Regions from separate parts of the Mus musculus genome. Here region 2 is linked to region 1. Evidence: chromatin loops called from intact Hi-C (ENCODE). Cell type or tissue: gastrocnemius. All regions are shown on one strand. Each heading gives the region's core, and the rest is flanking DNA. Links, peaks and the distances in the headings are about the cores only.

Region 1 (8,328 bases), core at 180-8,179:
TCTGAAACTGTAAGCCAGGCCCAATAAAATGTTTTCCTTTATAAGAGTTGCCTTGGCCATGGTGTCTCTTCACAGCAGTGAAACCCCAACTAAGAGATTTTTTTTATTGACCTTATGCTCTACTTAGGCTTCTCCTGGGTTGGAGAAGCCCATCACCGAGGGAGGTGGTCGCTTTTCTTAGCCACCAATTCAAACATTAGTCTCACCTCAGAGACTCAGCAGAAATGATGTCTAACTAAGTTCCTGGTCACCAGGAGGCTGCCAGGCCTACTACACATACTCCATCCACACAATGCAGTTGGGCCTTGTGGGAAAGAAGAAAGCTTCGTCATCTCTTGTCTACATGCTAGACTAGGCCTTCTTTACCAGGAAGGAAAAATACCGTCCATTTTGAAAAACCTTTCAGCCTCCAGTGAACACTGCAAGTCTCTCTGGAACCCATAGAACTCTTGTTCTAATATTCTCACTGGAGTCCTGTTAGCCTCTGGAAGCTGGGGTGCCTGCCTGAGTCAGGCCACAGGAGTTGGGGTCCCTCCCAACCACCTCCTGACATTTATGAGGTGCTACTGAAGGGAGCAGACCCAAACCCTGAAGGAATGTTAATTGGCTAAAGCTGTCGCTCATGCCCAGGTGTCATCAGAGCCAGTGACACTGGTTTTTCATTCGTTGACTCTACAGGAGCCTGGGCTGGCTGAGTGGGCCAGAGATGGGGAGGTGTAATGGATGGGACAGGGATTTCACAGGTGGGCAGGTAGCACCCTCCTCTCAGGGCTGAGCTGAGGAGAATCTGGACAGGGGATAATGCACAGACGTCATGAGCAAGGTTAGGCGTGGGTTATGTTTATCGAAGGGCACACACCTTTCTGGGCTGTTCTGAGAGAAAAGGGAGACACCAGGCTTACTCAGGATTTGGGATGAAGTGATCTCAGAAAAGGTGGGGACCAGGTCAAGTCTGAAGACATGTTAGGGGTTAGCTGTGTCTGGCCAGGCCCTTTCAGAGAGTCTGTCTTGACACTTATGCAAAGAAGCCAGACCAGGGGCCAGCAGAGAGCACAGGATCCCCAGGGTAGCAGAATCTAGCTTGAGGCCGGTGGGGTTCTTGGGGCAAGCTCTGCCTGAAACACTGGAGTCTGAGAGAGTGCGCTCTGAGACCTGAGGGAGGGGCATGGGGATGGAGAGGTAGGAGAGAGAGCCGTTAGGGAAGTGGGAGGTGTGTGGGGTCCTCTCACCCGCTGAGAACAGGATTACACACTGAAACCAGAACTCACTCAGGTGTTGTGCAGCACACCACTCAACTTGGGAGCAACTTGGGAGGCAGAGGCAGGTGCATGGCTCTGAGTTCTAGGCCAGTGAAATCCTGTCTTAAAAAAAAAAAATGAGGGCTGGCGAGATGGCTCAGCGGTTAAGACTGCTCTTCCGAAGGTCTTGAGTTCAAATATCAGAAGCCACATGGTGGCTCACCACCATCCGTAATGAGATCTGATGTTCTTTTCTGGTGTGTCTGAAGATACCTACAGTGTACTTACATATAACAATAAATAAATCTTAAAAAAAAAAAAAACAAAACCCCCAAAACAAAATGAAAAACAAAGAAACTCAGTTGGTAGAGTGCTTGCCCAGGACGAACGAAACCCTGGATGAGATGCCCAGCTCCAGAGAGAGGTAGCTCGATGATCCACACCCGTGATCTGAGCAATCTGAGCAGTGAGGCGGTACAGACAGGAGCATCTGAAGTTCAAGTCATTCTTGGCTACATTCCCGGCTAGCCTTGGATACCTGAGACCTCTCTGTCTCTCTCTGTCTCTGTGCCTCTCTGTATCTCTGTCTCTCTCTCATTTTATTTAATGTACATGACTACACTGTAGCTGTCTTCAGACACACCAGAAGAGGGCATCGGATACCATTACAGATGGTTGTGAGCCACCATCACCAGGTGGTTGCTGGGAATTGAACTCATGATGTCTGGAAGAGCAGTCAGTGCTCTTAACCTCTGAGCCATCTCTCCAGCCCCGAGACCTCTTAAAAAAAAAAAACCCAAAAAACAAAAAACAACAACAAAAAAAACCCTTACTTCAAACTCTCTAGATCAGAAAAACATTCTCAAAGCACCATCGGTCTTCCATGTGTGGGCATTTTGCTTGTGTGTATGTCTATGCAGCGCATGAGTACTTAGTGTCCAAGGAGGCCACAGAGGGGATCAGCTCCCATGGAACTAGAGTTACAGATGATGTAAGTTACCATGTGGGTGCTGGGAACCAAACCCAAGTCCCCTGGAAAAGCAGCCAGTGATTTTAACTGCTGAGCCATCTCTTGGCTCTAACCACTGAGCCACCTTGCTGTTTGTTTGGAACAGAGGTTTGCTACGTATCACCAATGAGTCTTGAGCACAAGATGCAGCCTTGGATGGACTCGAACTCGAGGCCATCCTACTACAACTTCCTTGAGCTTACAGGCATGCGCCATCACACGTAGGTAAGAACTGAATTCCCAGCAGTCTTCCCTCTGACGGGGGGCGTGGCTTTAAGCAAATAACTTTCCCTCTCGGTGCTTCACCTGTGGCTTACGGTAACCAGGATAGACCAGGGTCCCTGATAGCCCCTCAGCTCTCTTACGTTCAGTACAAACATCCTCAAAATGCTCATGGAGGAGACTTACGGTGAGAATTTCTCTGGTCCCTTCCCTGAGCACTTTCAGGTCCCAGATTGCCTGGCTCACATAGTCCCTTATTGCTTGCTGTCTTCTCAGGGGCATTAAGTACTGTTATTTGAAGTACACACTTCAAAGAGGGAGACCCAGAGAGGTCAAGACACTGTGCTAGGAGTCACACCGTGGAGGGTGGCAGAGTGTGGGATCTTAGGTAGACATCCATTTGAACTGGCTGCCTAGTTGAGGAGGACTGTGGGTGAACAGAGAGGGGACCCCGAGAGTGTACAGAAAGGAAGGTGAGTGTTAGTTAGAAGAAACTCACAGTCAAAAAAAAATTAATCAAATTTTTGCTCCAGAGGGCTGGGGGTGTGGCTCAGTGGGTTAAGGTGTTTGCTAAGCATGCAGGAAACTCTAGGTCCTGTCCCCAGGACTACATACGCTCGTCTCCTATGAGTGAGGCTCAAGGTTCGATCCTCACAATAATGATGATGACAACAACAGTAAGAAAATAAAAGGTAGAGATCATCTTTGAACAGAGTGAATTTGAGGTCAGCCTGGGATGCGTTAGACCTGGAATCAAACTTGCAAGCGAGCAAGCAACCAGCAATCTTAAAATCCAAGTGCTAGCTTATCCACCTGGTTGTCTCTGTGCACCTCTTCACAGTGACCATAGAACACAGCAAGGGGGTTGGAGAGATGGCTCAGCAGTTAAGAGCACTGACTGCTCTTCCGAAGACCCTGAGTTCAAATCCCAGCAACCACATGGTGGCTCACAACCATCCGTAACGAGATCTGGCGCCCTCTTCTGGAGTGTCTGAAGACAGCTACAGTGTACTTATATATAATAAATAAATAAATAAATCTAAAAAAAAAAAAAAGGAACACAGCAAGGGATGGAAGCAGGTGAGTTTACAGTTATTAGAGTACTCCCGTGCATCTGGAGAAAGCTGTCATGAGGAACACGCCCACCTGAGTGCGCATGGCTGACCTCAGTGTCCCAGTTCCCCCAGTTATGTAGTGCTGTGAGTGGCAGAAAGGGTAGCTCTGAGCCTGCAGGCAGGCACCTGTGCCAGCCAGCACAGGTGAGAGCTGAGTGCTGCCAGGTTTATCAGTTCAGTAATTGAGGGGTCACCAGACAGCTCAGTGGGTAGGGGCGATTGCCGCCAAGCCTGGTTGGTGATCTGAGCTCGATTCCCGGGATCTACATGATGCAAGGAGAGAATCAACTCCTTCAAGCTGTCCATATGTGTGCCGGGAGGTATGTGTCCACACACATATTATGCACACACCAAACAAATAAACAAACAAACACAACAAACAAACAAAGCCTCACCCCAAACCAGAACAGTAGTAGCTCAGGGGACCTTGTCCTTTCTCCAGGCGTTGCCGCAGGAAGATGGAGAAACAATAAACAGAGAGAGAGAAGGAAATGTCAATCTAGGTTCAGAGGTGCAGGAGTGTGCATACCTGAGTGCGTCTGTGTGGGGGTGTGATACAGCTGTCTCCACCTTCTGAGCTCCTAGGGCATCTGGCATGGGGAAGATGAGATTGAGCATCGAGCCCATCCTGACTCGGAATACAGAGTCCTGGGCCCATGGCGGACTACTCACATTTGGGAACAGGGTGTAGCCCGCTCTCTGCAGGACACTTTTCCACGGTGGCAGCAGCCTGACTTAGCCAAGGTCCCTCTTGATGGATGGCACGGGTCTCCTGCCCGGGGATGTCCTGAAAGCCCAGCAGGATGCAGACTCCAGGGCTGAGCGAGACTTTGGTGGCTTCCTGTACCTTGTGGAGGAACCTCGGGCTGGAGTCCCGCAGATGATGGCCGACCTGGTGTCATTCCACACCCAGCCAGCAGGTGGCGATAAAGACCAGGGTTAGACAGGCCAGGGTTTGGAATCTGAGGAAATGAAGAGTTTTCTGCCTCTGTTCCTCATGCCCTCAGCTTCTACCAGAGGGGACACTTAAATAGTCCCTTCGGCCTCCAGGACAACCTTGGGGCTCATCCTGGCTCCTCTGAATACCCGTCTTCTCTCCCAGTGGGTACTGGCTCAGTATTCTCCCTATTGGTACCCTGAGCCCAGCCTGGAACCCAGGCTAACTGGACACTTGTACTGCCCTCATCCTTGAACTCCACGGATCATCATGGAGTCCCATCCTGAGTTCCACCCTAGCCTTGGGTGTAATGATCTCCGCTCATGGTAAAGTGGTAAAGGCAGATAGAAAAGCCAACCAGGGTTCAGGTGATGAGCGATGACTTTAATCCCAGAACTTGGGAGGCAGAAGCATGAGGATCTCTGTGAGTCTGAGACCAGCCTGGTCTACAGAGCGAGTTCCAAGACAGCAAAGGCTAGACAGAGGGAATCTGTCTTGAAAAACAAAACAAAGCAAAAAACAAGAAGAGGAGGAAGAGGAAGAAGAGAAAGGAGGAGGAGGAGGAAGAGGACAAAGAAGAAGAAAAGAAGGAGAAAGAGGAGGAGGAGGAGGAGAAGAAGGAGAAGAAGGAGAAGGAGAAGAAGAAGAAGAAGAAGAAGAAGAAGAAGAAGAAGAAGAAGAAGAAGAAGAAGAAGAAGAAGAAGAAGAAGAAGAAGAAAGCTAAACCTAACAGGGGAAATAGGGTGATTGTGACAGAAGGGAGTGGAGGGGACTGCAGGGGTGTGTGTGTGTGTGTGTGTGTGTGTGTGTGTGTGTGTGTGTGTGTGTGTGTGTGTGTGAAGCTAAAGAAGATTCAGCATAGGACATCTTAGAAGGCCTGGAAAGAAGGGCTTAGATTTAGGAGGAGCCAAGTCAGAGAACAAGAGTGGAGGGGAGAACGTTAAGAGGGAGGGGGAGGGTCACCCGAGTGGCAGGACCTGTCAGAGAGGCCTGGGGCAGGCAGGGTCTGGATTCTATTCCCCGATCAGGGGAAGCCCCTGCAGGGCTCTAAGTGGAGACTGAGAGGCTCCCGTTGGCTCCAGTCTGTAGTTGAGCCCCCATCCTGGCCCCCCTTCTACAGCTAAGACCATGGGGCTTGACTGGTAGCCAGGGCTGCTGACCCTGGCCCCAGGTCTGCAAGGTTAATCCTGGGCCTGGAGCTCAGGCGATTAGCAGGGGGCCACTCCTTGCTGATAAGCTCCCCGCCAGCAGAGGGCTGGGGGAGGAGATGAGTGGAAGGGGAGAGAGTGGAAGAAGGTGAGAGTGAAAGAATTCAAGCCTTCCAGGGCACCCCTGGGGGCCCACACCCTCGTGAGGTGGCAGTGGCTTCCTATGTAACAGCTTGGCAATTTTACACTTCCTCTTGCTGTGTGGATTTTGTTTGTTTGTTTGTTTTTTGTTTTGTTTTTCGAGACAGGGTTTCTCTGTATAGCCCTGGCTGTCCTGGAACTCACTTTGTAGACCAGGCTGGCCTCGAACTCAGAAACCACCTGCCTCTGCCTCCCGAATGCTGGGATTAAAGGCATGCACCATTCATGCCCGGTGCTGTGTGGATTTTTATGGATCCATATTTAAGAAAGAAGGCGGGGATCAGGGGGAGGGAGGGAGGGTTCCAGAAGGAGCTCTGGTCAGGCCAGGGACTAAGGCTTTATCACCTGTCTGCTAAGCTTTGACCTTGATCTTCTACCTAAGAGAAACCCCAGGGCAGTCAAGGCTCCCAGAATGTGAGCAGAGGTCTCAATGCTGTTTTGAGTTGAGGTTTTTATTCCTGCCTCAGGTTCCTCATCCTCTTAGCTTTTCTTCATACCTGGTTTGGGCCTCAGGCCAGGGGCAGGAGAAGCCACGGGAGCCTTTGGATGTTGGCAGCAAGGGGAAACCATTGAGGAGGAAGGGCCCCTTGTGGGGTAGACTCACTACAAGGCCAGGCTCCTGGTGTCAGGGTACCATCTGTATACGACATCGTGGGGCCTTAGGATCTGGCTGAGTATAGAATTTCCCCAGAACTTGTTCAAATGCAGAGCTGGGACCTCACTTCAGAAGCATAGACCCTTTATGGCCCTAGATCCCAGGCGCCTTGGCAGTCAACACATTGACCAGGTTTCTCAGAACAACTGGGATCTGGGGCTCCCTTCTTCCTACCACAAAAGACTGTATGTTTGAGGACCTGGAGTAGCAGGTGGGAGGGATTTGGTACCCATGGTTACAGCACATGGCAGGCACTGGGAAGCATGGAACAAGGCCCGGGCTTGGGAACAGATATGGTTCCTTCTTGAGTCTGGCTAGAATCTAGCATTAGAGTGGGGCTCTTGGGTCTCCTTGTCTCCCTTCCAGCAACGAGGACTGGGGCATTCTAGCCAGGGTCTCGTTCTGCCGAATGGTCTCTGGCCACCTGGACTTTGAACATGGGCCTACCCTTCCAGGCTTACGGAGACACTGTCAACTGATTTGTCTGCCTTCATTTCACAAAGAGGCATTGTTGAAGCTCCTGCTATACTCTTCCTTGAAGAGGGTCCGTGCAGTGGGGCAGAGAGGAGTGTTTCAATCTACTCCTTCTCTGTGCCTCCTACATGGCCTACTGGCCTGGGAGGCTACCTCAGCACAGAGGGTCTCCAAGTTGGAGAGCATTAGGGTGGACTGGCTAAAATGCAGACTACCTCAAGCTACCCCCACAGATACTATTTGCCTGTGTACTTTCCCTCCTGCCCTCCTTTCTTCCCTCCCTCCTTCTCTTCCTTCCATAATTTCCACAGAATTTCACTCTCTAGCTCTAGCAGGCCTGGAGTTCAAAGGCTTTCCCCTGCTTCTGTCTCCCAGGTGCTGGTATTAAAGCCATGTACCATGGTTCCCGTGCATTTTCTGTTTAGTTTTGGAGACAGGTTCTCCTGCAGCCCAGCTTGGCCTTGAACTTCTGATTCTCCTGCCTTCACCTCTCAAGCCCTGAGATTACTGGCAGGAACCACTATGCTTGGCTGGTACTGCACTTTGGGTATATGCCCAGGCTGTCTGCAGCAGGCAGTCTTAGCATGCCATGCTAAGATGTATTTAACACAAATTTCCAAGCAGGAGAGACATTGAGAGCATCTGGTGGCCTAACAATGACTGTTTTGTTTGTTTGTTTGTTTGTTTGTTTGTTTGTTTGTTTTTGGAAAGACATGCAGTTCTCTCTTTCGTAGAAAGCTTTGAAGTTTCAGCGCCAGTCAGTGCTGGTGCGCGCCTTTAATCCCAACACTCAGGAGGTAGAGACAGGTGGATCTCTGGGTTCCAGGCCAGCCTGGTCTATAGATGGAGGGATAGCTAGGACTACACACACACACACACACACACACACACACACACACACACACACACACACACACACACACACTGTCTTAAAAACCAAAAAGAAAAAAGAAACAAAGGAAAAAGAAAAAGAAAGGAATAGGAACATGATAGAAGGAAAGAAAAGATTTTGAAGTTCTAGAGAGCCTCTGGGAGCACAGCTCAGCAGTAAAGTTGGCCTAGCATGCATGAAGCCTTGAGTCTGATCCACAGCACCACGGGAACACCTGTTACCCCAACGCCCCAGTGGATATAGAAGGGTCAGGAATCCAAGCTCAGCAAGAGGGCTGGAGAGATGGCTCAGTGGTTAAGAGCACTGAGTGCTCTTCCAGAGGTCCTGAGTTCAAGTCCCAGCAACCACATGGTGGCTTACTCTCATCTGTAATGGGATCCAGTGCCCTCTTCTTCTGGTGTGTCTGAAAAACAGCTACAGTGTACTCATACACATAA
Region 2 (8,328 bases), core at 274-8,273, 120 kb after region 1:
ATTCAATTCTCAGTAACCACATGGTGGCTCACAACCATCTGTAATGGGATCTGATGCCCTCTTCTGGTGGGTCTGAAGACAGTGACAGTGTACTCATATACATAAAATAAATAAATAACTAAAAAAAAAAAAAAAAGAGAGAGAGGAGATAGTTTGGCCAGATGGCTCAGTGGGTAAAGGTGCTTGCTGTCAAGCTTGAGGCGCTCATCTCCGGAAAATTGTCCTCTCCTTTACACATGCACCTGGCATTGTGTCCCCACACACATGTGCACACAACACAACAAATGAACACATGTACTTAAATTTTATTTTAAGAATTACTTTAAGTTTTCAAAAAAAATTATGTTATGTATATGAGTGTTTTGCCTGCATGTATGTCTGTGTACCACATGCATGCCTGGTGCCCAAGGAAGCCAGAAAATGGTGTCAGACCTCAAGGTATCAGAGTTACAGATAGTCATGGGCCACCATCTGGGTTTTGGGAGTCGAACACAGGAACTTGAAAGCAACCAGTGTTTTTAACCACTGGGCTGTCTCTCTAGCTCTTAAATTTCTATTTTAAAAAAGACTTAAGAAGGCTGGTTCTGGGCTAGAGAGATGGCTCTGTGGTTAAGAGCACTGACTGCTTTTTCAGAGGTCCTGAGTTCAAATCCCAGAAACCACAAGGTGGCTCACAACCATCCATAATGAGATCTGATGCCCTCTTCTGGGGTGTCTGAAGATAGCTACAGTGTACTTACATATAATAATAAATAAATATTTTTTTAAAAAAAGGCTGGTTCTTTAACCCAAAAATAAGTAAATTGAGAGAGGGACAGAGACTGAGAGAGAGGCTTGTGCTAGAGAGAGAGAGACAGAGAGACACAGAGAGAGAGAGGCTTGTGCTAGAGAGACAGCCCAGTGATTAAGAACACTTGTTGCTCTTGTAGAGAACCTGTGCACAGCTCCCAGAACTTACATAGTTCACACTGTGCATAATTCCAGTTCCAGGGATCTGGTGTCATCTTCTGGCCTTCTGGGGCACCGGGCACACATGCACCCAAACCATTTATACACATACAGATACAAATAGTCAATCAGCAACACAGACTTGGCAACAGTGATCATGACAATAAGCCACCACTTTTTGTTCTTTTTTTCAGATTTATTTATTTTGGTTTTTTGAGACAGGGTTTCTCTGTAAAGTCCTGGCTATCCTGGAACTTACTCTGTAGATCAGGCTGGCTTTGAACTCAGAGATCTGCCTGCCTCTGCCTCCCAAGTGCTGGGACTAAAAGTGGTGCCACCACTGCCTGGCTATTTATTTATTTTATGTATATGAGTGCACTGCCACTGTCTTTTCACCAGAAGAGGGCGTCAGATCTCATTACAGACTGTTGTGAGCTACCAAGTGGTTGCTGGGACTTGAACTCAGGACCTCTGGAAGAGCAGTCAGTGCTCTTAACCGCTGAGCCATCTCTCCAGCCCCAAGCCACCACTTTAAAACAAAACAAAACCCTGAGTGTTTACTGTAATTGATTGACTGTGATTGGACCTCTTAAGTAGTCCAGGCTAGCCTTGAACTCTCTGTGTATGAGAGGGTAACTTTGATTTTTTTATCTTACTTCCACCCCTTAGGTGCTAGGAACAGGTGTGTCATCGCAGTTTATGAAGTGCTAAGAACTGAGCTCAGGGCTTCATGTATGCTAGGTAGCGATCTACCAATCAAGCTTGCTCTCCAGCTCCCGAGTGTGTTTCAGATAGTGTTGTTTAAACTACCCGGACTTGCCTGCTTCTTTATAGAGTCAGGAGTTCAGTTTTTTGTTTTGTTTGTTTGTTCGCTTATTTATTTTCTGAGACTATGTCTCACTATGTAACCTTGGATGATCTGGAACTCACTATGTAGACCAGGATGGCCTTGAACTCACACAGATCCCTTGCCCCTGCCTCATGGGTGCTGGTATTAAAGGTATATTTCACCAAGCAGGGCCAAGGATTTGACTGTCTATTCAATGGTGTAACCCTTTTTTTTTTTCCAAAGATTTATTTATTTATTATATGTGTGTACACTGTAACTGTCCTCAGATACTCCAGAAGAGGGCATCAGATTTCGTTACGGATGGTTGTGAGCCACCATGTGGTTGCTGGGATTTGAACTTGGGACCTTCGGAAGGCCAGTCGGTGCTCTTAATCAGTGAGCCATCTCTGAGCCATCTCGCCAGCCCCTCAATCGTGTAACTCTTAAGCTGAAGAGCTAAGGTTCAGACTCAGACAGCCTGGCTCTCCAGTCTGCAGTGAGAGCCACCTGAGTTCTAGGGTGAGGCCGGAATGGGGGAGTGAGCTGGTGTGACATTTCCTGAGCCTTGTAAGTCAGGAGCGCTCCAGTCAATCATCTTGTAGCTTGCCCTTTAACATCTCAGATAGGCTGACCAGAGCCAAGTATGGTGGCACATGCCTTTAACCCCTGGACTATAGGTAGATCTTTTGTGAGTTCAAGGCCAGTCTGGTCTACAGAGTTCCAGGACAGCCAAAGCCACACATAGGGAAACCCTGTCTCAAAAAGCCAGGGGTGGTGGTGGTGGGGAGAAAAGAAAAACTTTAAACTGGGTGTGGTAGTATCCCAGCACTTGGAGGCAGAGGCAGGTGGATCACTGTGAGTTCAGGGCCAGTTTGGTCTACAAATTGAGTTCCAAAAGAAGGGGGGGGGGGAGTGAAGGTGGGAAGTTTGTCATATCTGTCTTCATTTCAGGCTTCAGGCTAAAATGGGTGCAAATCAGTGTTTTGAAGCTGAATATCACATACTGAGGTCAGGAGAGAGACCCGCTTGAATTCCACAGAATATATTCACAACCACTTTGAGCGCCTTGGATGAGTTGTGTGTTGAGGGGCTGGTGTCTTAACCTCTCTGAGTAAGAGTTGTCTTTTCATGAAAGGGGAGACTAGCTCCTGGAGATGGGGGCAAAGATGGAAAACTGCCCGGCCTTGAGACGAGGTGGTCGATGGACCACAGCCATTCATATGGCTGCTGTGGTGGCTGGGATGAGCACCTTGGCCTGCTCAGAATTCCTAGGGCATGGCAGAGCAGGGCTAGTGTTAGGCCAGTCACAGGTCTGAGATGGTGGTGGTGGCATGTTTATGTGTGTGCTTGTAGGGTAGAAGCCTAGGCTGTGTGGCTCTGATCACTGGCCAGCTGCAAATCAAGGGCACGGGACCAGAACTCTTACTTGGTTTCTGCTTGTCTAGGACCTGCCTGCATGAGTTAACAGCCAAAGCCTTGTGGCCCAGGCTGCCGCCAACCAAGGAGAGGGCGCCCCCTGGTGGCCAGACTGCCTCTTCTGCGCTGTGAGTGCAAAAAAAGTCCCTCAAAATCTAAAAGCCTCTCTTGATAAGTAGCACAGATGGGAACCTAGGAGATTTTGGGCACCGAGAAGAGACCCAGCAGGCTTATCCAATCGGAAGTTCTGGGCCTGATGCCAATTCCCGAGATAACACAGGGTCTGCAGTCTAAGATCACTTAGGCTTTCTGACCCGAGGACACGCGGAGACATTTATCTGGGCCCCCTTGCTTTGCAAAGTCCAAAATACTAGGGCATACTTTCTATGAACAGAGGCCATGGAAAGCCTGGCAGTCCCACAGAAATCGATCTGCTGTACTGGGCTGATGGAGGGCAAAGTGGGTTTTCCATAAGACTAACGATCTTACACTTCTTTCATCTCTCTGACACTATCAACTTTCCTGTTCTCTGTGTGCTGAGGGTTGCATGCAAGAGGCTCACCGTAAGCTCCCAGGAAAGGACTTGAACTCTTGGTGAGTCTCTGTGACTGTCAGCATATACCTCAGGCTTCTACCATTCTCTCTACCTCCTGGAAGGTTATCTAACAGGCAGCTGTCCTCACTATCACTCCATGTCCAGCTTTGGAAATATTCCTAGGCAGAAATGTAGATGTGATATCAGCAGCTGGAGAGGAAACAAAACCACTCAGCTGGAGATGGCTGCCAAGAAACTGTTCACGTTGATTTCAACCAAGTCCAACTTCATGTCATTTAGACAAATCCCTGGAGGGATTTGGGTCGTGTCATCATGGTCTCCCTCAGTCCTCACTCTGGGGTGTCCTAGGTAATTGCACACTGATGTGGTCAAGAGGGAAGAATTTCTCTCTGTGGCGATGTAAGCAACGTCCACCCTTCCTCCTAGAACCCAAAGACTAACTAAAGCGTGACTTCACCAATCCAGTCTGCGGACCCAGGATTTTGCTATGCTTCCTCATAGACCACAGTTAAGAGGCTGCACAGGTGCACTGGAAGGTCTTCACCCACTAGGGCTGATGGTTTCCCCCTAGTTGCAATTGATGGAGCCCCTCTTTAGTTCGGCTCTCCCAGACTACAAACCCTAGCTTTTCCCGAGTCCCTTTAGTCCAAGTGCCATTTGGGTAGAATTGCACACAAATGGCTGGGGGGAGCAGCTGGAACCTCAGGTGAGGGTCTAATGACCCTGGCCATGTCAACAGTCACCAGGCTCTGCTGATCCACGATAGTCCCTTACACGTAGGCACGGTCTGTTGGAGATGGTGGCTGTTCTGCTCCAAGGCCTGCCCAGTATCAGCTGTCAAGGCCTGTAAGGTGCTTCGCATCCAACCCGGCACACAGTGACTCATGGCCAATACATTACCAGTTGATGACTTCTGCTTTCCTCTTCCCCACTGCCACGGGTTCCACAGCACGTGATGAAAACCTACCTGGGTGATGGCCCTTTATAAGGCACAAGTGTTGCCCAGATTTAAGTCTGCATTGTTGCCCAGCAGTGGTGGTGCAGGGCTTTAATCCCAGCACTGGGGAGGCAGAGGCAGGGGTAATCACTGAATTCGAGGCCAGCCTGTTCTAGGACAGCTTGATCTACACAGAGAGTTCTAGGATAGCCAGGGATACACAGAGAGACCTTTTCTCAAAAAACCACCAAACAAAAATAACAAGCAGTGGTCTGGAGAGACAGTAAACAGGCCTTGACTGCTCTTCTAGAGGGCCAGGGTTTGGTTCCTAGCACCCATGTTGGGTGGCTTACAGAGTCACCTATAACTCCAGTTCCAGGGCATCTGGCGCCCTCTTCTGGCTTCCCTGCGTGTGCACACAGGTAGCATAATGTATATATAACATACATATAAATGTACATAATGTACATATATGTACTTATACAATTTAAAAAGTGGCTTTGGAGGTTGGGAATGAGGTCTAGTCGGTAATGTGCTTGCCTAGAAGGCATGGGGCTATGACTCCCATCAAACGGGAAGTGGTGGTGCATGCCCATAGTCCCAGCGCTTGGGAGGTACAGGCAGGGAAATTAGAAGTTCAAGCTCATTTTCTACCATTTCTGGGTCTCCACCTCTCTGGGGGTCCACTGATCCTTTCACAGGGGTTGCCTAAGACCATTGAGCATATCAGATATTTACACCATGATCATAACGGTAGCAAAAATTGCAGTTATGAAGTAAAATAATTGTATGGTGTGGGGAGGGGTCACCGCAGCATGAGGAACTGTATTAAAGGGTTGCAGCATTAGGAAGGTTGAGAGCCATTGGTCAAATGTTAATTAGGGCACACATAACTGATGACCGTTATACTGTTTAGACAACACCCAGAAAGCACCAGGAAGCAGCCTACTCCCAAACCCACCAACCAGGGCTCTCCCAGCTGGCACAGTGTTGGTGACCAGCCCTGGCTGTCTCTCCACGTGGTGTCCAGGGGAAGAAGCAGCAGGTGACAGCCATTTAATAAACCCATACTGACCTGCAGCAGCAAGACTCTTTAGCAGAAGTGTGCTCCTGCACTGTCCCTCTCGCCAACCTCAGATGGCTTCATTAACCCCATTAAACCCTGCAGGGATCAGTAGTCCTTTTCCTATTAATACACTTGGGCCCTGGGAAGCTAAAACCTGGCCGGAAGGTTGAGTGTACCTTGTTAACCTCCATTAGACCCCATTAAATTCCCTAACTAGAGTTGTAGTGACCTCTCAGAATCCCTCATTAAAACTGAACAAATCCCATGGAGGAGGACACGGTTGACCTACAGCAGTGTGGCTTCAAAGCACAGCACTTCAGGTTCTTCGCTGTGAGTGTAACAAGTGTTCCTGGAGCCAAACGAATCTTGGGTCCACTCCCGAGGTAGTTCTAACACCTCATTGTCTTTTGGGGATGAGAGGGTGGGTGAATGCCACACGGCGCTGAGTGTATCTACATCCCTATAAATGGGAGACTCTGCTCACAGGACTATCGTGAGATGAGCTAAGTGAATGTCTGTGAGATGCTGTGTGCTGTACAGTGTGCCTGACAGTTCATAGGAAGAGCCTTGTAATCTAAACAAGTCCTAGGTTTAAAGACACACATACACCTTTGTTTCCTTCCTTCTTTCCCTTCCTTCCTTTCCTTCCCTTCCTTTCTTTCTCCTCCACTTCCTCCCTCCCTCCCTCCCTCCCTTCCTTCCCTTCCTTCCTCCCTCCCTCCCTCCCTCCGTTCCTTCCTTCCTTCCTTCCTCTCCTCTCCCTTCTCCCTCCCTCCCTCCCTCCCTCCCTCCCTCCCTTCCTTCCCCTCCTCTCCCTTCTTCCTTCCTTCCCCTCCTCTTCCTTCCCTCCCTCCCTCCCTCCCTTCCCTCCCTCCTTCCCTCCCTCCCTTCCTTCCCCAGTTCCTTATTTTTCTCTTTCACTCTCCTGATTTCCTCCAATTTGCTCTGTACCAAGAATGGCATTGAATGAACGACTGACCTGCTACTCGGTCTCCCAAGTGCTGGGATCACAAGTATGCCCTCCCACCTCTGGCTGGCCTTCTCATTCTGAGACTGCATGGATGGTGACAAGAGAGGATTGGACTTTGAAAACTTCCATCAGTTGAGCTGGGTATGCTGGAGCGATGACTTCACACCCGTGGCCAGACAGGTCATGGACCCTAAGGGAGAACCTGATTCTATTACTCTTCTAAATGGACATAGTATTAATCCAGACTCATAAGGATGTGCCCTCACACCCACGGATCAGATCAGATCGGAGCATCACTCAGCCCCTCCACAAAGAGGCTTCTCCCTTTAAGTAGATGGCAATTAACACAAAATCCCAGCAAGGGTGGGGGCGTGGGGGAGGTGAGTTGAGGAGGTCTTTGATAGCTGCTGAGAGAGGGAGAGTAGGTTTTAGTGAAGTGACTGATTGGTAGGTGAACTTCAAGCCAGGGCAGGCCCCACCCCCAAGGGGCAACGCAAACTGGACTTGCTAGAGAAAGAAAGAAAGAAAGAAAGAAAGAAAGAAAGAAAGAAAGAAAGAAAGAAAGAAAGAAAGAAAGAAAGAAAGAAAGAAAGAAAGAAGACAAAATCTCAAGGCTGGGTGGGAAGGGATGGGAAAATGGTAAGAGTGGATATGAGGGTTGGAGCAGGGATGGATATGTTCAAGATACATTGTATAGGGCTCCTGAAGAATAAATAAAAACATTGTTAACCTTTATTTTAAAAATAACATTGTTAGTTACTCAGGGCACTCCATAATCCCAGCACTAAGAGGATAAGACAAGGTAAGAGGGTTAAGAGTCCAACCTGGGCTACATAATGAGACCTTACCTCAAAAAAAAAAAAAAAAGCCAAAAAGAAAAGCCACAGCCAGGTGTCACATCTCCATAATCCCAACACTCAGGAGGCAGAGGCAGGAGGGTCATGTGTTCAAGGCTGGCCTGGATATAGCCAGACTGCAGTAAAAAAACAAACAGGACCCCAGACAACAAAAGAAACCTATCATATACCTTCTTTGGCCTTCTGAAGACAGCTGGGTGGGCGAAGGCACAGCAAGCTGAGCCTGCTCCCCCAGTGCTGTAAGGCCATGGGGGTCTCAGGAACCTGCAGGCTCAAAGCTCAGTCACAGAGCCCAGGCTTCTCCAACTGTGGGATGTCTGTGTGTGTGACTAATCTGGGGACTGGGAAGAGCAAATGTCAGTGCAGGAGGAGACGCAGCAGCCCCTGAGCTGGTGAAGCAAAATCTTCATACTTTGGCATTGGGAGTTACAGAAGAGTCTGGATCTCCGTTTCTCTTATCACAAGGTCTCTTCAGGCCGGGCGTGGTGGTGCACGCCTTTAAACCCAGCACTTGGGAGGCAGAGGTAGGCGGATTTCTGAGTTCGAGGCCAGCCTGGTCTACAGAGTGAGTTCCAGGACAGCCAGGGCTACACAGAGAGACCCTGTCTCAGAAAACAAACAAACAAACAAACAAACAAAAAAAAACCAAAAAACCCCAACCCAAACCAAGATCTCTTCAGTCTGTCCCCACAGGGCAGGGACAGAGGGTAATGGGAAGGGCCTGGACAGTCCTTTGAAGACTTCCCCCT

What was found. A loop is a pair of places that touch in the nucleus more often than their neighbours do. Peaks named below come from ENCODE experiments on the same cell type or tissue, not always from the same donor. Only the 100,000 strongest peaks of a DNase experiment are listed, where the experiment ranks them.
Region 2: it touches region 1 in a loop (11-fold over the local background); 33 of 42 quality-filtered maps call a loop at or near these places.

Annotation. Positions count from the first base shown.
Region 1 is chr11:57,930,642-57,938,969 of GRCm38, reverse strand. No RefSeq gene overlaps it. Among named protein-coding and RNA genes, the nearest start is that of Gm33078, 23 kb to the right of the region's middle. RefSeq lists an enhancer at 7,634-8,328. In gastrocnemius, for the core only: CTCF peaks have their summits at 3,473 (motif pointing left) and 4,502 (motif pointing right); DNase peaks (open chromatin) are centred at 3,747, 4,493, 6,461 and 7,523; H3K4me3 peaks cover 284 bases.
Region 2 is chr11:57,815,131-57,823,458 of GRCm38, reverse strand. No RefSeq gene overlaps it. Among named protein-coding and RNA genes, the nearest start is that of Gm32915, 13 kb to the left of the region's middle. In gastrocnemius, for the core only: a CTCF peak has its summit at 5,103 (motif pointing left); a DNase peak (open chromatin) is centred at 3,297.